2 separate regions of the Mus musculus genome follow, and region 1 is linked to region 2. Evidence: chromatin loops called from intact Hi-C (ENCODE). Cell type or tissue: left cerebral cortex. All regions are shown on one strand. Each heading gives the region's core, and the rest is flanking DNA. Links, peaks and the distances in the headings are about the cores only.

Region 1 (9,984 bases), core at 3,640-7,639, 120 kb before region 2:
CCAGTGTTCCTGCTCTGATGCATTGGACATGGGCATCCAATGAAGCGTCTGAAGGTAGACAACAAACCAAGAAAAGATGCCCTAAGAGGAACAGAAAGCTGGTGACTTAGGGAGACATCAAAACCAACTCATCAAGCCGAGGCCTTGGCGAGGCAAGAACACTATATTACTGACCCAAAAGTGATGCTGATTATACTAATTCTCAGCTTGTCAGTGCAGAATCCAAATACTTTTTGTCAGGGGGCTAGGGAGGTGTAATAAAGGCATGCCTGGAATAGGAAACAGTATGATGTTTTCCCATACTAAGGATTATTTTTAGTATTTTTTTATGGCCAGTCCCAGGAATGATTACTGGAACACTGAGAGGTCTCAAAGATGGCCTGTATGGTTAGTAAAACTACCATTATTGCAGCAAAAATATGAGCAGAAATTAATCAAGAGATTAATTTGGGATTATTCGTATATTCCCAGTCCAAGGAGTGGCACTATTAGAAAGTGTGGCCTTGTTGGAGTAGGTATTTCACTGTGGGTGTGGGCTTTAAGACACTCATCCTAGCTGCCAAGAAGCCAGTCTTTCACTAGCACCTTCAGATGAAGATGTAGAACTCTCCTCCTGTACCATGCCTGCCTGGATACTGCTATGCCCCCACCTTGATGATAATGGACTAAACCTCTGAACCTGTAAGCCAGCCCCAATTAAATGTTGTCCTTTAAAAGACTTGCCTTGGTCATAGTGTCTGTTCACAGCAGTAAAACCCTAACTAAGACATTGTTGCTCAAGCACAATCTTGGTTGTTAGCCGTTTCCTGTGTGTGCTGCTTAAATGTGTCAGATTTCTCTCATACTATGGGTGATCAAATTAATGATCTTCACAGGAAGATAAAATCTCTTTAAGTGACTTTGAATGGTATCTTAGTCAGGGTTTCTATTCCTGGACAAAACATCATGACCAAGAAGCAATTGGGGGAAAAGGGTTTATTCAGCTTACATTTCCACATTGCTGTTCATCACTGAAGGAAGTCAGGACTGGAACTCAAGCAGGTCAGGAAGCAGGAGCTGATGCAGAGGCCAAGGAGGGATGTTACTTACTGGCTTGCTTCCCCTGGCTTGCTTAGCCTGCTCTTATATAAAACCCAAGACCACCAGCCCAGAGATGGTTCCACCCACAAGTGGCCCGTCCCCCTTGGTCACTAATTGAGAAAATGCCCCACAGCTGGATCTCATGGAGGCACTTCCCCAACTGAAGCTCCTTTCTCTGTGATAACTTCAGCCTGTGTCAAGTTGACACACAAAACCAGCCAGTACAAATGATTATCATGGTTAAGATGGCTTTCCCCTTTCCTTAGTCCTCAGTTAGCTAGGCTTACAATTCTGTTATACTGGTCTATATTAGTTAGATTAGCCATGAAGCAATACATTGAACCTTGGCCTCTATTACAGTCACATTTTTTTTCTTTAAAAAAATAAAGGGGATGGTATATTGGAGGCATGGGGGCTATTGTGCTCACAGATTAGCAATAGGGGAACCAGGAGTGTTAAACACACAGGGTTGTTCATTCAAAGAAAGGAATGTAAAAACCTGTTATCAGCCCAGAAGGCCAGGAGCAGGTGTGGTTAACAGTCGGGTGAGCTTTGGGGTAGCTATGCAGTCAAGGCCACATCCGATCCTCCTCCTGGAACTTATCAGGAGCTTGTCAATCTATACAACCTATCTTTATGGAAAGTGTCAGTTAGAGTGAATCTGTAGAATTCATCTTTATTGAAGATGTCACATGTTGCTTCCAGAGTTCCAATGTAGTCATGTTGAACACTTTATTGTTCACTCAGGAGTAGGTTATCACCAGGAAAGTTTACAAGAAAATTTTCAGTCCTTCAAAATGCCTACAATGAGCTATTCAGGGTCTGATTCCCAAAGTCTGAACAAATACCGGCTACACAGCAATGTTGAAGGAAACCACCTCTCGCACCCCACCAGTTATTACTCTGCTAGCCATGGTGGTTACAGCGATACCCCAAAAGATGGAACTCAAAATAGTGACTGTATGCATGTTCCAAGACGCAAACAAACAGCTGTGTGAAATAAGAAAGATAATGGGTATGAAAGGAATTCAACAGAGGGAGAAAGGTTGAAGAAAAACTGATCTCAAATCTGGAAGTGAAAAAGCATAATAGATCAAATAAACTCTGTGGAAAGAATCAGCAAGAATGGACGGGGGATGGGGAGGACAGAATATCTTGAAGACAAGATGGAGAAAGCAGAACAAAATCTAACAAAGACAAAGAAAAAAAATAAGAAGACTCCAATGGCAATTCCAATATACATATGACATTTGGAAAAGGCCAAATTTGTTAGATTATCAGCATTGAAGAAACAGAAGAATCTCATTCTAGAGACATGAAAAGTGTTTTCAAGGGAACCAAGCAGGAAAAAAAAAATCCCAGATTTAGGAAAGGAGATGCCAGTCCAGACACACAAGGCATTTACAACACCACACAGACAGATCAGAAAAGAGACTCCTCTCACCATATGACAACTAAACTACTTGGGACTGGGAGTTCAGGAGTTATCAGTTGTAGCTGGCCTTCTGGTTATTTTAGTGGGATCTTTTTCTTACCATCTTTCTTTACCCCAATCCCTTCCAACCCCCCAACTAGAAAACAAAAATCCTCACTACAATTAGTATTCCTCATTCCTCTAGAGGAGTCAAGTTTGGTTTCCAGCACCTAGCTAAGGTGGCTCTCCACTGCCTGTAACCTTGGTTCAGAATTCAGTGCCTTCTCTGATGCACAAGTGGTGTACACTCACACAGATGGACAGGCAGACACACACACACACACACACACACACACACACACACATCTGACAAAATTAAAACACTAAATGTTCAGAACAAAGGCTATTGAACTTTCAGATCTGTGCTTACTTGGGAGTACATGTCAAACTCAGGAAGCTAAAAAGGGCCATGTAGGGGTGAGGGCTCTTCATGGGTGAGGGTATATAGAATACATACAATAGGAAAATAGAGGGGGGAGAATACTGGAGGCTAAAACTTTAAGCAGTGATTGGGTCGGGGTACAGCATGAGGGAGGAGTTTGTTAACCAAAACAAAGGATCTAAGGAAAGCATTTATGAAGACCCACTATGTGTAGGCTAATTAAAATGTGCGTGTAACTTTAAACACAGGTACCCAGCATGGGTAGTCAAAACTTCCCCCAGAAGATGTGTGTTATTAAACAAAAACTCAGTTCCAGACCTGGGATCAGGGTCAGAAAGGCCCCAGAGGCTCCCCAAACAACACTGGTGATTGCGGTTGCTCTTGGTTACTGACCATAACTAGATAGTAAGACACTATTGCTCGAGACAGAATATATTTTGGTTGCAGAGCATAAAGACATCAAACTAGGGGCAGGGGAGGGGGCATCGAGCTGGAACAGACCTAAAGCCTTCCTCCCTGCTGGCGAGTTTTCGTGTGCCAGAGGGTACTAACTAAGCAGACTGCAGGGGAAGTCGTCAGTGATACTACCCAGTGGTGAACCCTGAAGGCTATAACACCAACCTGCCATGCCCACTGGTACAATAGCAACACAAAGGTTATGAGGTAACCAACTGCTTTTGCATTGGATCTGAAGCCTGTTGCAAAGGAGAGAATTCATGTCTGGTACTGTAAACTTGAGGAACCTACAAGTTATCTTGCTAAATGGGCATGCCCAACTCCCTTCTAAATATTTATGTTTACATATAGATTAGTTCTGTCCTCAGCCTCAACCAGAGCAGATTCTCTGTAGTGGGCAGCAATTAGTGCAGAGACTCATAACTGGTCAAAGAACTGAGAGTGACTACTGAATGGCCAGCCCTAAGTAAGACATCTATTTCAACATACATGCACGTGCACATGCACACGCACACACACTAACTAAATAATGCATAAAAGGGAGCAATGGCTTGTAAATGTATCTTTTCTACTCCTATTGTCATCCCCAAGGCTTACTGTCTCTGTCTGCTAACCTAGGCCAGGTCCTAGAAGCTTCTAGCTTCCATACAATCTAATCTAGGGCTAGAATGTTTCCTGCCTGTGAGACTTACTGCTGAATAAGCTCACCTTTTCCTGTTCTGATCTCTGGCTGGCTGGTCAACTCAGCTGTTCTGGCTCAAACTCCTCTCCAAACTGACTGATTCAATCTGGCTTCTCTCTCTCGGCCTTTTCTTAATTGCTCTGCTTGGCCTCATACTGATTTTGGCAATCTGTTCTAATCTTCTGACTCCTTCTCAGTCTCTGGCTCCTCTGCCTTCCCCTGTGTTTAGCTTGCTCTCTCTTTTCAACCTTTTCTCTTTGTAACTGTCCTGGTAGATTCTCTCTTTCTCTCTCTCTCTCTCTCTCTCTCTCTCTGTGTGTGTGTGTGTGTGTGTGTGTGTGCTGCTATTGGTTATGTAACCTCTTTCCCCTCTCCTCTTGAGAGCTGGGTGTAGCCTATTCTGTCAAATCTTTCTCTGATTTGTTACTTTGTCTGCCACTCAATTAGACATAACTTTCAAACAAGGTGCTTTCTTCTACAAACTAACTTTACCTTCACTGTTTGGGATTAAAAGTGTGTTCTAAGGGCATATCTGTATTCTAACCAGAGGAATTAAAGGTGTGTGCTATGACTGAGCCACATCACAACTAGAAATCGTTTTTTTGTTTTTGTTTGTCTTTTAGTAAACAATACACTCTCAGGGTTCAGTGTGATCAAATATCCTGCAACAATGATTACTTTTAAATTGTCTTTTTTTATGTATATGAGTACACTGTAGCTACACAGATGCTTGTGAGCCTTCATGTGGTTGTTAGGAATTGAATTCTGGACCTCTGCTCACTCCAGCCCAGAGATTTATTATTATAGATAAGTACACTGTTGCTGTCTTCAGACACACCAGAAGAGGGCATCAGATCTCATTACGGGGTGGTTGTGAGCCACTATGTGGTTACTGGGATTAGAACTCAGGACCTTCAGAAGAGCAGTCAGTGCTCTTACCCGCTTAGCCATCTTGCCAGCCCACTTTTGAATTTTCTTGCATATTGTAAACATTATTTATGTAAATTCATATTTTGCCTGTGTGTCTATGCATCATATGCATGCAGTGCCCACAGAGGTTGAAAGAAGGCATCATCCCCTGGACTGAAGTTACAGTTTCAAGGAGTCACAGTGGTGCTGGGAAGCAAACCCAGGTTCTCTGGAAGAGCAGTGTGTGTGTGTGTGTGTGTGTGTGTGTGTGCACCATATCTGTGCGGGAGACCATGGCTTAAATGATAAGCTATGTCTCTAGCCCCAACATCCAATTTTTGAATGAATAAGTGAGAAAATGTCTTCATTGGTACAGTGTAGTATACAACCTGGAAAGGGCTTTACAATAAGGATGCAGTGTCCTAATTTAGGAATATGACGTGCCCTGGTAATTCTACTGACTCAGCCTCAACTTACTGGATGACACTGCTTATCTCTTCTTAAAGGCTTGAGGCCATGTGGCCTATGGCTAAGTGAGCAGACCTTCTAAGGCACTCAGACTCGTTAACCCCCTCAGGTTTGAAAACAGTTGTTCACACGGTAACCGTGAGGACGAAGCTATTGCATGGTGTTCCATATTACCCTCTACTCGAGTTTTGGATTCTAATTACACATTCTCAAGCTGAGGTAAAAAGAACAAGGAATCAGGATGTCTCCCTGGTAAGGAACTGCCTAGCCCTGGGCAATTAGTTTTTCGAAATCTCTTTCTGCTGGTTTTCATTTGTCATCCCCGCTCCTCTACCTGCCTGATTGTCAAGCCTACAGCACTATTATCTCTCTGAGGTGATAATGGCAGTGGGCGTGTGAGGACTTTTGGCCACGCGGGGGCAGCATTCTCCCTCCCAGGTTCACTCGACCCCTTCTGCAAAGACCCAGGGCAACCCAAGCAGAACAAAACCCCAGCGTGGGCTCGCCCTTTCATTTTAACTCGCTGTGCGCTAGATTGCAATGGAAGAAGCAGTTTCTTAGAATTCCAAGGGTCTCAAAGGAGTAGCCGACGTTCTCGCGATGTCGCCACCGGAAGTGGGTGGCGGCAGGCCCTCGGAGTTCTCGCGAGATGCCGGCGGGAAGTGGGTGGCGGCCGGGCCGAAGCTGATCACATCACTGGTCTGCTCTCGCTAGCTCGGAGCGGCTGTGGCCATTGCCTCGGGCGCTGTTTTCTGAGACCTCGCCTCGCCGCGGTCTTTCCTGCCCCCAGCTCGCGTGCACGGCCTCCGCTGCCGGTCGGTGCTCGGTGTCCCGCCGTCCCCATCCTTGGTCGGTCCGCCGTTAGGCCGTGCCTCAGGCCCAGTCCGTGGCGACGCCGGCAGGTGATGCCCAATACAGCCATGAAGAAAAAGGTGCTGTTGATGGGAAAGAGCGGGTCGGGGAAGACCAGCATGAGGTCGATCATCTTTGCAAATTATATTGCGCGCGACACTAGGCGCCTGGGTGCCACCATCGACGTGGAGCACTCCCACGTCCGATTCTTGGGGAACCTGGTGCTGAACCTGTGGGACTGTGGCGGCCAGGACACCTTTATGGAAAATTACTTCACCAGCCAGCGGGACAACATCTTCCGTAATGTGGAGGTTCTGATATACGTGTTTGACGTAGAGAGCCGCGAACTGGAAAAAGATATGCATTATTACCAATCGTGTCTGGAAGCCATCCTCCAGAATTCACCTGACGCCAAAATCTTCTGCCTGGTGCACAAAATGGATCTGGTTCAGGAAGATCAACGTGACCTGATTTTTAAAGAGCGAGAGGAAGACCTGAGGCGTTTGTCTCGCCCGCTGGAGTGCGCTTGTTTTCGAACGTCCATCTGGGATGAGACGCTCTACAAAGCCTGGTCCAGCATCGTCTATCAGCTGATCCCCAACGTTCAGCAGCTGGAGATGAACCTAAGGAATTTTGCCCAGATTATTGAGGCTGATGAAGTTCTGCTGTTCGAGAGAGCTACGTTCTTGGTGATTTCCCACTACCAGTGCAAAGAGCAGCGAGATGTGCACCGCTTTGAGAAGATCAGCAACATCATCAAGCAGTTTAAGCTGAGCTGCAGTAAATTGGCCGCTTCTTTCCAGAGCATGGAAGTGAGGAATTCTAACTTCGCTGCCTTCATCGACATCTTTACATCAAACACGTACGTGATGGTGGTCATGTCAGATCCATCCATCCCTTCTGCAGCTACTCTGATCAACATTCGTAATGCCAGGAAACACTTTGAGAAGCTAGAAAGAGTAGATGGGCCCAAGCACAGCCTCCTCATGCGTTGAAATAATGCCAAATGCTCTTTAGTAAAATGCTGAATTACGGTGTTTTTTTTTTTTTTGCATCATTTGTCTTTAATATTCATAATGTCATGTGCTTAAAAGTGAGCTTGAAACGTGTGCTTACTATCTCATCTCTTCCCTAGTCTTAGTATTGGACGCTATTTACTCAGCTATCAAGTAGAGATCTTCAAGACGGCCTTTATGAAAAGTTAGTGTGGTGTTAACACTAAAGTAGGTGGGGTGTGGGTGGGTGTGTGTGTATGTGTGTGTGTTCTGGTTACCTGGTTATAATAGAGTATTAAAGCAGTTATCTTCTGTATTATCAGATCACAAAGGTGGAATGTTACTATTTTATCAGCAAGATATTAAAATGTATTTCTAAATCCTCCTTGGTTTCAATCATGAATAAACTTATTAGCAATTTAAAATGTTGTTTGAAATAATTTGCAGGTACTTTATAGATTCTGATTATCCTCAAGTATCATTTAGCTGGCAAATTGGCAATGCTTGGTAGCAGATGTAGTAGTGGTAAAGACTCAAGGGGCTGGAATAGTGACTCTGGTTAACAGCACTATCTGCTTTTCCAGATACCTGGGTTTAATTCCTAGCATCCACATGACAGTTCACAACCATGTGTAATTCCAGTCCTAGGGAATCCAACACCCTCTGGCCTCTACAAACACCAGGCACACAGCTGGTGCAAGCAGAACATCCATCCACATTTAAAAAGTTTAAAACTAATTCAAGGACTAGATATTTATATAATGTAGCTCAACTGGTATATAGCTTGCCACGAATTCACAAGATCTGGGATCCACCACCAGAGGCACATAAAAGCCTGGTGCTAGTGGTGCATGCCTGTAATCCCAGGTGAAGGCAGTATTGGGTGTTTTAAGGTTGTTGGGATGTTTAGCCAGAGATACATGAGACCCCAGTCCCAACAAGTTCTTATGCTAGGGACATAGCTCAGTGCTAGAATGCTTGTCTAGAACTTCCTGGGGTGAAATCCCAGTGCTGATCTTTTACTTTGAAGTCAGGCAAGACGTGATTTCACTATGCCTGCTCTCCTTTTGTGGCTACAGTAAGACCACTACATTAAGATCAAAATGGTCAACAAAGCAAGCATCAAGATTATGCCATTCCTCCAAACACTGCATGTGACATCTGGCAAAGTTTGAGCCCATTAAATGCCAGGTATTAAGTACTTGGCATGCAAGTATTTTAATCTAGCCTCATAACCTGATGGATGGTGATGTCTATCATTAAAACATGAGGAGGCTGGCATGACTGGTGAGACACTTTAGATCTGACCAGACCCTTTGTGCCTCCATCACACCCCTTTACCTCGGCATTTGCTCCTTCCCTGTAATCCCAGTAGTCAGGTGGCTATGTAAGATGATTACCATAAATTTAAGGACAACCTAGGCTATACTATACTAAGGTCTTGCTTCAAAAAAATAAAAACTACCATTTTAGGTATAGACTATTTCTACATGTAATTCCAAATTTACAAACTTTAGAAACAAAGGCTGCAAAATTGGTGTTTTGACATTTGTATTTATCTGGAAATTGCATGATACCAAGTTTGTATATTACTTATTTTGTGGGGAAAGATTCTGAGGTTCCTAGTTTGCATTGGGCACATATGGTTAAAAGCAGAATACAAATATAAACTGCTCCATTTCAGTTCTAGTGTCATATGGGCTGTGTTAGATAAAGCAGAGACTTCTCTGACTAGGAGCCATTCATTTTACAAAGGCACAAAGACCACTCACTCACTCTCTCACTCAGGCCAGTCAGGGCTACATAGCAAGACCCTGCCTCAAACATAAAAGCTGTTGTAAATCTAGATCCTAGTGAGTAAAACACCAGTAAAAAAAAACTCTTACCTGTATCATTGAGTCTTAAATTATTTTACCAAGTTGTACTTTTGTATGCGATAATTCAGTGGTGTGTTTGAGGCATAATTCTTTTTGAAATACAGGGAATTCCAGACAAGTGGTGAAACATTGTTTATTCTAGACAGCAGTATGTAGAACAGTCCTTAGAACACAGACATTTTCCACTTAACAGCATGAACTTGCCAGCTCTCAGTGCATAAAAAGGTGGGTGCTCTTTAGAGCAACCAGGCATCTGATCTATATATACTGTCTTCACACATTAAATGAAATGTTTTGAAACACATTTTTTAGTATACTAGGGGGAGAAATAGTTTGCTTTTATACAGGTCTCAAGAATTCCTGTTTACACGCTAGAAAAAAAATGGGATGATACCTTATAACTAAGAATATTGTAAAGGTTTCAAAATGTCTGTTTAGTATTTTGTTAAGCTTAATCCCTGCCCCCCCCCCAAATGTTCTTTATCTTACTTAGTACCACTTTTCATGCTCAGCACCAAGGTGTGTATACAGCTGGATCAGAAATCACATAAAGTCGGGGGAGATGTCTAACAAAGACATTAAGGAAAAGCTAGGCAAACATCTGTAGTTCCAGCACTTGGAAGACTGAGGCAGAAGACAGCTGTAAGCTGAAGCTAACCTGAACAAAAACAGCAAAATTCCTGTCTCCCCACCACCACACCCTCCCCACACACAAAACAGCTATACTATATACTTCAGAAAAGATGGAAGACCATGGATCTAGGGAGGGCAAACTAAGACATCAAGGTAGAAAATGTCATTTGTCTGAA
Region 2 (9,984 bases), core at 3,736-7,735:
CTGCCTGGAGGCTCAGGCACACTAGAGTGGGAAGATACTCTACATCATTAAAGCATGAGACCTCCCGTCACAAAGGGTGTTTAGGAGGAGAATGGTTTCACCATGGAAACATTGTATCCAGACTCCATTTGTATAATTCTATATCTCCTAATCCTTGCTCCAGTGACAGAAGGATTCAAAATGCCACAGGGTCTCAGCCTGTAATCTTGGTTGGCCTGGAGCTTGCCATGTAGAGCAGGTTAACCTTTGAAGTTGAGGTTTTCCTTCTATCTCTGCCTCCCAAGGGTAAGGAGCACATGTCCAGATAAATAGCTTGACTTTTTATTGTTCAGCATTCTGTTTTGTTTTTGACGAATATAAAGCAGGGCATGGTGGCACACAAGCCTGTGCATAGAATTCTTTTTTTCAAACTATTTATTTATTTATTTATTGTTTTTTTCAAGACAGGGTTTCTCTATATAGCCCTGGCTGTCCTGGAACTCACTCTGTAGACCAGGCTGGCCTCGAACTCAGAAATCTGCCTGCTTCTGCCTCCCAAGGGCTGGGGTTAAAGGCCTGTGCCACCACACCCAGTTTCATTGGCTGATTTACTTCCATGTATGTCTATATAAGGGTGTTGGATCCCCTGGAACATGGGTTACAGACCGTTGTGAGCTGTCACGTGGGTGCTGGGAATTGAATTCAGGTCGTCTGGAACAGTACCCACTGCTCTTAACCGCTAAGCCATCTCTCCAGCCCCTCCCGTCCACGCCTTTAATTTCAATGCTCAGGAAACTAAAGCATGCTCTCTGTGAGTTCAAAGTAAGTTTGGCCTACCTGGCAAACACCAGGCCAGTCAGGGTTATGTAGTGAGAGTCTGTCTTTAAAAAAGAAGAAGAAGAAGGAGGAGGAGGAGGAGGAGGAGGAGGAGGAGGAGGAGGAGGAGGAGGAGAAGGAGAAGGAGAAGGAGAAGGAGAAGGAGAAGAAGAAGAAGAAGAAGAAAGAAAGAAGAAGAAGAAGAAGAAGAAGAAGAAGAAGAAGAAGAAGAAGAAGAAGAAAGAAAGAAGAAGAAGAAGAAGAAGAAAGAAGAAAGAAGAAGAAAGAAGAAAGAAGAAGAAAGAAGAAGAAGAAGAAGAAGAAGAAGAAGAAGAAGAAGAAGAAGAAGAAGAAGAAGAAGAAGAAGAAGAAGAAGAAGAAGAAGAAGAAGAAAAGAAATAGAAGAAGAAGGGCTAAGCATGGTGTCACAGGTGTGCAACCCCAGCTCTTGGGAGGTAGGGGCAGAAGAATGAGGCATTCAGGTTCATCCTTGACTAAGTGAGTTTGAAGCTAGTATATATGGAAGATTTGAACATTTTCCGCAGAAGACAAGTAACTGTGCAGTAGCACTTGGGGACATACTCACTAGAGATCAGGGAACTTTGAACACAAGCCAGAGATACCACTACACTTCCACCAGAATAGCTGGAAACCTGCAGCTGCGAAGGCCTGGGCACCACACTCATACACCTCTATTGATAGTCAGAACTCAGAAGTACTTTTTTTTTTTTTTTTTTTTTTTTTGGTTTTTTGAGACATGGTTTCTCTGTATAGCCCTGGCGATACTGGAACTCACTTTGTAGACCAGGCTGGCCGCAAACTCAGAAATCTGCCGGCCTCTGCCCCCCAAGTGCTGGGATTAAAGGCGTACGCCATCACCGCCCAGCTCAGAAGTACTTTCATAAAAGCCTGTAGATGTAGCCTGGTGTAGAGTTGTAGTCTACCATGCACAAGGCCCTGAGCTCAGGCAAAAGCAACGTCTAGTGTGACTTCTTCCAGTTTAATTCACATCAGCCAACATACACTGTGCACCAGAGGCTGGCTAAGAGGAAGAGAATGATAAACAGAACATGGTGGCAGCCACTTGGGAAATGGAGGCAGGAAGATGAAGGGTTTGAGAGCACCCATGGCTACACAGCAAGACTCATGTTTAAAAAGAAAATCTGGAAGATGTAGGCTAGTGGTAGAAAGCTTGAGTGGTAGGTATGAGATATTCAAGACCTGTCTTAGTCAGGGTTTTACTGCTGTGAACAGACACCATGACCAAGGCAACTCATAAGGACAGCATTTAATTGGAGATGGTTTACAGTTTCAGAGGTTCAGTCCATTATCAGCAAGGCAAGATCATGGCAGCATCCAGGCAGGCATGGTGCAAGAGCTGCTGAGAGTTCTACATTTTAATCTGAAAGCTGCTAGCAGAATACTGACTTCCAGGCAGCTAGGATGAGGGTCTTAAAGCCCACACCCACAGAGCCACACATACTTCAATAAGGCCACTCCTAATAGTGCCACTCCCTGGGCCAAGGATATACAAACCATCACTGGGGTGGGGATAGTGTTTCTCAAGTTAGGGTCTCACTATGTATCCCTGGCTGTGTTGGAACTCACCATGTGGACCAGGTTAGCTTCAAACACTAGGTGCTGGGGTTTAAGGTGTGCACCGCCTTAAATAATTGTAAAATGATTTGTTTTCTGTTTCACTATGTGTGTGCATATGCCCTTGAATATGGGTAGCCTCGGGAGCCAGAAGAGGCAGGATCAGATCCCCAGAGCTGGGCTTGTAGCCTGTTCTCAGCTCTCCAATCTCCGTCGTGGGAACCAAACTCTAGCAAGTGCTCTTACGCCCTGAGTCATCTCTCCAGCCCCCACACTGTTTTTGTCTTATGTTTTCATACTTGTTTTTGTCTGTTTTAGACATAGTCTCACTCTATAACCCAAGCTACCTCATAGTACAGGTTACCGCTTACTCACGGCAATCCTTCGCCGCAGATTCCCGAATAAAGGGGCACCGAAAATGGATCTGACTCTAAAACTGGTTCTTTGAGTAAAGTCCTTGCGGCTGGAGCACGAAGATCCAAATTCCAGTCCCCAGAATTCATAGAAACGTTGGATGGGCATGGCCACCAGCCTCTAACCCTATCTCGTGAGGAACAAGGCTCCCAGGAATAAACTGGCTAGTTAAATAGCCTAACTGATTAACTCCAGGTTCAATTGAGATACCCTGGATCAATGAATAAGGACGAAAACGATCAAAGAAAACCCCAGCGTCGGCCTGGGACCTCCACAGTCACGCGTGCCCATCAGCATCCTCCCACAACCATTCCACGTGCAGATGGTTCTTTTTTGTTCTCTTACTAGCAGGAGGAGCGGGCACCTGTGCCGCTGCGCATGCATGGAGGTCTGAGGCCAACTTGTGGAGTTGGCTGTCTCCTTCCACCTTTATGTGGGTTTCTAAGTTCTTCAGGGTTGTGTGGCAAACATCTTTCTCCACTAAGCCATGTCACTGCTTCTCCCCAACCGCCGGCTGTTTTGGATATTGAGTTGCATAGGATGTCTTGTATCTTGCTATTTGGGAAGAATGAATTTGAACGTATGATTTCCCTGTCTCTACCTCCCAAGTGCTAGGGTTACATGCCTGGTACAAAGCCAAGAATTATGCACTTGTCTCTTTTTATTTCTGGTTGTTTTGTTTTGAGATGATACCTGTAGCTTGGCTGTCCTCCCTAGCAGCTCTTGCTGGCTGTCCTGTCTCGCTTGCTTTGTAAATCAGTTTGGCCTTGAATTCAACAGAGATCTGCATCTGGTTCCTGAGTGCTGAGATTTAAAAGTGTGCACCACCACACCTGGCTCTCTTTCTACTCTGCACTGTCTACTCTTTCCTCCTCCCCTGCCCTTCAACACAGATACGTAATTGCTTGGGATTCAACCCAGCACCTTTGGGCTAGAGAGGCGGCTTTGAAGTTGAGAGCATTTGGCGTTCTTGCAGAGGACCTGAATTCACCTTCTAGTACCAACATGGGCTAACTCATAACCACCGTTAACTCCATCCAAGGGATATGGCGCCCTCTTCTGGCTTCCATGTACACTTAGACACACACAAACATGTAAACACATATACACAGGTAAATATATAAATAAGGATGTAGAAACCTATGGATTTATCTGGAGGATATCATCCTGAGTGAGGTAACCCAATCACAAAAGAAGTCACTTGATACGCACTCACTGATAAGTGTATATTAGCCCAGAAACCTAGAATACCCAAGATACAATTTGCAAAACACAAGAAAATCAAGACCAAGGCGTGGATATTTCATTTCTCCCTAGGATAGGGAATAAAATACCCATGGAAGGAGTTACAGAGACAAAGTTTGGAGCTAAGACGAAAGGATGAACCATCCAGAGACTGCCCCACCTGGGGGTCCATCCCATAATCAGCCACCAAACACTATTACATATGCCAGCAAGATTTTGCTGAAAGGACCCTGAAATAGCTGTCTCCTGTGAGGCTATGCCAGTGCCTGGCAAATACAGAAGTGGATGCTCACAGTCATCTATAGGATGAAACACAGGGCCCCCAATGGAGGAGCTAGAGAAAGTACCCAAGGAGCTAAAGGGGTCTGCAACCCTATAGGTGGAACAACAATATGAACTACCCAGTACCCCCAGAGCTCATGTCTCTAGCTGCATATGTAGCAGAAGATGGCCTACTCGGCCATCAGTGGGAAGAGAGGCCCCTTGGTCTTGCAAACTTTATATGCCTCAGTACAGGGGAAAGCCAGGGCCAAGAAGTGGGAGTGGGTGGGTAGGGGAGCAGGGCAGGGGGAAGGTATAGGGGACTTTTGGGATAGCATTTGAAATGTAAATGAAGAAAATATCTAATAAAAAATTAAAAAAAAAAAAGAATGTAGAAACCTTTCACACTCCAGGTAAGTGCCCTACATCCTTGGCTGTCCCACACACACCAAGAAAGCTCCACAGAAAAGGTGGCGTGAGCCGCTCCTGAAACACAAAGGGCAGTTCATCTATGGAGTACACTGATCCCTTCACAAGTACGTGAACTGCTCAGTAACTAACTACACATGGGCTTTGTGATAGAACTAAGACACCCCACGCTAGGTGAGGGGTGCAGGCTTGTAATACCAGCTCATAGGAGGGGTAGAACCTGTGGGGTCAAGAATTCAAAATTCAGGCTGGAGAAGTGTCTCAATGATTATGAACACTTGCTGATTTTTGCAAAGGATCTGGGTTCAAGGCCCAGTACCCACATGGTGGCTCATAACCATCCCTAACTCTAGCTGCCTCTGTGGGCATCGAGTATGCACGTGGTGCACAGACACACATGCAAGCAAAACCTCATGCATATAAAAATGAAATACATTTTTTTGGAGACAGTTTCTTTGTGTAGCCCTGGCTGTCCTGGGACTTTCCTCAGACCAGGCTGGCTTTAAACTCAAAGATTCACCTGCTTGTGTCTCCCGAGTTCTGGGGTTAAAGGCGTGCTCCCCAAGCCCAACTTGAAATGAATATTTTTTTTAAATTATTTTAAAGAGTTAAAAGTCATTCTCAGTTACAAAGTAAGTTGGGAGCCAGCCTTGTCTACATATATCCTTGTAAAAAAAAAAATCAAACAAAACATATGGAGAACACATTTTTCGACACAGATGAGAGAATTGGGGGGTATAATCAGCAAGAACATACAGTTCTAAGTACATGACTAGGCAAACCAGATTCAGACAGTGGGACATGGAGCAACGCGGGAAGACAAGCCAGAGCTTCAAAATGCATCACCTTTGTCTCCCACTTTCTGGGTCTTGAGTGACATCTACTGGGCAAGTAGGGAAACTACAACTACTAGACTTTCTTCCCCCACTCCCATTCCCTTTTTTCCTTTTCTTTGTTTCTTTTCTCTTTCTCCAGACAGTGTTTCTCTGTGCAGCTCTGGCTGTCCTGGAATGCACCTGTAGACCAAGGTGACCTCAAACTCAGAGACTTGCCTGCTTCTGCCTCCCGAGTGATGGGATTAAAGGCATAGGACACCACTTCACAACAGATTTCTCATTATATTTATGTTCAAGGAAAAAAAGTTCCTTTCAATCCCAGAACTCAGAAGGCAGAGGCAGGCCTACTTCTGTGGGTTCAAGGCCAGCCTGGTCTACAGAGTGAGTTATAGAACAGCCCAGGCTACACAGAGAAACCCTGTATTGGAAACAAACAAACAACAAAAAAGGAATATATAAACAGTTTTAGGGTTTTTGTTGTTGTTGTTGTTGTTGATTTGTTTCACTGAAACAAAATCTCATGTAGCCAAATGTCATCAAACTTTATAGGTAGCCAAGGATAACCTTAAACTCTGTTCCTGTTTCCTTCCAAGAGCTAGGCATGCACTATCATTCCCAATTTAGTTCATGCTGGGATCGAACCCGGAACTAGATGGAAAGAGCCTATTGCTGAAGACATCACACACTTTGAGAGCAGGATGTAGACGTCAACTCTGGAAGTGTGTTGGGAGCTTCTTCCTTGTGACTTTCTTAGTGCTGGAGATACAAGCAGACTGCTGGGGAGAACTGGCAGTGGGTTTTCCTCAGCTGGTACCTTGCCTCCTTTTCTTCCAACTGAGAGGTAAGACATGCCCATTAGTACAATAATGGCAGACCTCTCATGGAAATGACGAACCATATTCTTATTACTACTACTATTATTGAATCTGAGGCCTGGTCCACCAGAGGGAACTCAAATCTAGCACTATAAATCTGGTCAAATGCCTGAGGCTGGGTTGCAGGGTCACAGCCCCTAGTGGGGAAGCTAGTGTTATTGATTTGCCATATAAACATGAAGTTCCTGTCATGTTGCCTTCTAAATATTTATATCTGTGTTCATAGATTTGTGCTGTTGGCTTTGGTCATAGAAACTTCTTTTTGTATTGGGCAATGGTTGCTACAGAGAATCCTGACAATGCAGAAGAGTGGGTGGGAATCTAAGTGCTGGGTAAAGGTGTGGAGTGTTGTGTAATGCTGTCTTCTGGGCATGACAGGACTGTTACATTCTTGAATTCTCAGTAGTTGGGACCACAGATTAGGTCCGTTAAAATTCCATCACGAGGTCTCTTCTCTTTCTGAGGATAATTGTTGCTAGGGAGAAGGGACTCAAGTTGCTTAACCCCTCCAGGAGGATCTATAGGCAATTTGCTGGGAAAAGAAAAGATTTGATTCAGGAGTAGAGACACTGATAGGGTTCACCCGCTCCTGTAAATAACCCTTACTTATGCTTCTGTAAGCAATTGTAATGTCTCTCACTGAGTCATCTAAAAGCAAACAAAGCAATGGGGGAAACATGAAGATGCAAAGGCAATTAGGTGAGAAAGGAAGGGCATCCATGGGACTAGGAAAAGAACAAGAAAGGTGATTGGAGGCTGGAGATGTGGGTCAGTGGTCAAGAGCACTGACTGCTCTTCCAGAGGGCCTGAGTTCAAGTCTCAGCAACCACATAGTGACTCACAACCATCTGTAATGGCATACATTCATGCAGGAAGAACAGTTAAACACATAAAATAAAATAAAATCAGAAAAAAGAAAAATATTTTAAAAAAAAAAGGAAAGGAAAGAAAGAGCTGGGTGGTAGTGGTGGCGGTGGTGGTGGTGGTGGTGGTGGTGGTGCATGCCTTTGATCCCAGCACTGGGGAGGTAGAGGCAGGTGGATCACCATCACAGATGAGTTTGTGGTCCGCCTGGTCAACAGAGCAAATTCCAGGACAGCCAGGCATGCACAGAGAAACCCTGTGTTTTCTTTGTGTCTCAAAAAAAAACAATAAATAAGTAGAGACAAACAGACAGTTGTAGATTGTTTGTTTGTTTGTTTTTGTTTAAAGAATAGAACATGTCTTAAGATTCTAGTTGAGTCCATCTGAAGTTAGAAACCAGCACAGAACAGCATCCTTCTCTCTGCGAATGATTAGTGAGCACATGAGAACTCAAATGAACTGATGAAGAAAGCCAAGTACTGACTTAGACAAGGAAGCAGCAAAAGGAATATGATGGTCGGTGGTTCTGATGCCAAGGTCCCATCCCCCAATTGGTTCTTGATCAATCAATAAAGATGCCTAGGGCCAATTGCTTGGTGGAAGGAAAGAGGTGGGACTTCCGGGTCCCCACAGGCAGGCTAAGAGTTGCAGGAAAAGAAAGGGGGATTTTCACCATGCTTCAGAAGGAGAAAAAGTGACCCAGTCATGTGAGATTGTAGGTGGTAAGGCCATAGGCTGCTTCCCCAGGCAGGAGATTAGAATTGCAACTATGTGGAGGGCAGTTTTGGATTGCTGAACAAGGAAAGGTAACTGATCGACTAAAGTTGAAGGCAGATTTAGGGTGCTGGGCTAAGAATACTGGGAGGAGCACACTAGCCATGGGAGAGTAGAAGCTCCTAGCAACTGAGCCATAAGGCAGGTTGAAAATTAAACTAATGTGTGTGTTCATCCGTGGATCCAAGGGAACCTGGGTGGAGCTACATGCAACATTCAGTAAGTTGGAGGAAATGCTAAAAAACATGGAGGGAAAAATTCACTAAGGAAACAAGATTGAAAAAGAACTAAACAGAAATGCTGAAAATGAACCAATCAACAAAATTAGAAACACATTGGGAAGTATTAATACACAGGCCATGCAGAAAAATGAGTTTTAGGCACGAAAGAGAGGGTCAAAACAGTAATAATTTCAGTAAAATAGAAGAAACAAAAATGGGCTGGAGAGAGGGCTCAGCAGTTGAGCACTGACTGCTCTTCCAGAGGTCCTGAGTTTAAATCCCAGCAACCACATAAGTGGCTCACAACCATCTGTAATGGGATCCCATGCCCTCTTCTGGTGTGTCTGAAGAGAGTGATAGTCTACTCATGTACATAAAACAAATAAATAAATCTCTAAAAGAAAACAAAGAACATAAGCAAAGAGCATGGGCAAACCATCTGGGATACACTGGGAAGAAACCAATCCTAGGAAACTACACTGTAGAAAAGGAGATGAGCTAAATAAAGACACAGATTGTTTGTTTGTTTGTTTGTTTGTTTGTTCAATGAAATTATAGCAAAAAATCCCCCAAACCTAGAGAAGAAAATGGATATCTAAACAAGGAGACACTTAGAACTCCAAATGCACATGTCCATAGAAGATCTCCACAGTCTATCAGTGAAGACACCAAAACTACCAAGTAAAGAGATGATGTGAAAAGCTGCAAGAGAGAAGCACCAACTCAGACACCAAAACAGACACATCAAGGCTGGGAAGCATGGCGCACACACCTTCAGTCTCGGCACTAATGAGACAGACCCTGCCTCACATATGATGCATCTATACTATATTATTAATTATATTATTGTGTATATGATATATATAAACCAAGCACATCCGAATAACATAAGACGATCATCAGTAACTCTAAAAGCCAAGAAAGCATAAAGTGAAATATTTCAAACCCTGAAAGTAAATAATTACTAACCAACAATTTGCTATACAAAACAAAATTATCTCTTAACATTGATGGGAAAATATAAACATTTCAAGACAGGCACAGATGAAGGCCTGTCTTTTACATTACAACAAAGCCAACATTGCAGAAAATACTAAAGGGATGGATATGCACAGAAGAACGAGAAAGACAGCTATCAAAGGTAGCTTCAGCTGTCACCATGGCACAACGGTAACCTGGGAAGAGTGGAACTCAACGGAGGGATTGCTTGGATCCTATTATTCCATAGCTTTGTCTGTGGAGAATTGTCTTGAATGTTGTAGGAGAGCAAATCCTTCTATGGACAGTGCCACTCCTGCCCTGAATTGTATAATAAAGCAGGCTGAGCTAGCCAGAGGGAGCAAGCTAGTAAGCAGCATTCCTCTATGGTCAATTTTTGCTTTAAGTGCCTGGCTTCAGTTCCTGCCCTGAATTTTCTCAGTGATGGAGTGCAACCTAAGGGTTGTAGGTTGAAATAAACCCTTTTCTCCCTAAGCTGCATTTGGTCCTGGTGTTTATCACAACAACAGAAAACAAACTAAGACAAAAAAATTATTAGCGAGAGCACAGGCAAGAATACACTGGACAATGTACAAGCAGATGAACAAAGGAGGGATAAGAAGGAATACACTATGACTGACATGTGAAATCAGGAAATCCCTAGTACTAGGAGGGAGGTATAGAACAACAAACTAC

The links. Peaks named below come from ENCODE experiments on the same cell type or tissue, not always from the same donor. Only the 100,000 strongest peaks of a DNase experiment are listed, where the experiment ranks them.
Region 1: a loop joins it to region 2, with 6 times the contacts of the local background. A loop is called at or near these places in 20 of 42 quality-filtered maps.

The regions. Positions count from the first base shown.
Region 1 is chr4:86,569,563-86,579,546 of GRCm38, forward strand. Rraga (Ras-related GTP binding A) reads left to right here and starts at 6,111. Exons shown (of 1, transcript NM_178376.3): 1 at 6,111-7,723. The coding sequence starts at 6,357. The coding sequence ends at 7,298. Haus6 (HAUS augmin-like complex, subunit 6) reads right to left here. Exons shown (of 17, transcript NM_173400.3): 17 at 9,293-9,984. In left cerebral cortex, for the core only: CTCF peaks have their summits at 4,912 (motif pointing right) and 5,882 (motif pointing right); DNase peaks (open chromatin) are centred at 5,611, 6,092, 6,594 and 6,763; H3K4me3 peaks cover 2,211 bases; H3K27ac peaks cover 1,974 bases.
Region 2 is chr4:86,691,448-86,701,431 of GRCm38, forward strand. No RefSeq gene overlaps it. Among named protein-coding and RNA genes, the nearest start is that of Gm42312, 15 kb to the right of the region's middle. In left cerebral cortex, for the core only: CTCF peaks have their summits at 3,873 (motif pointing left) and 5,632 (motif pointing left); DNase peaks (open chromatin) are centred at 3,847 and 5,607.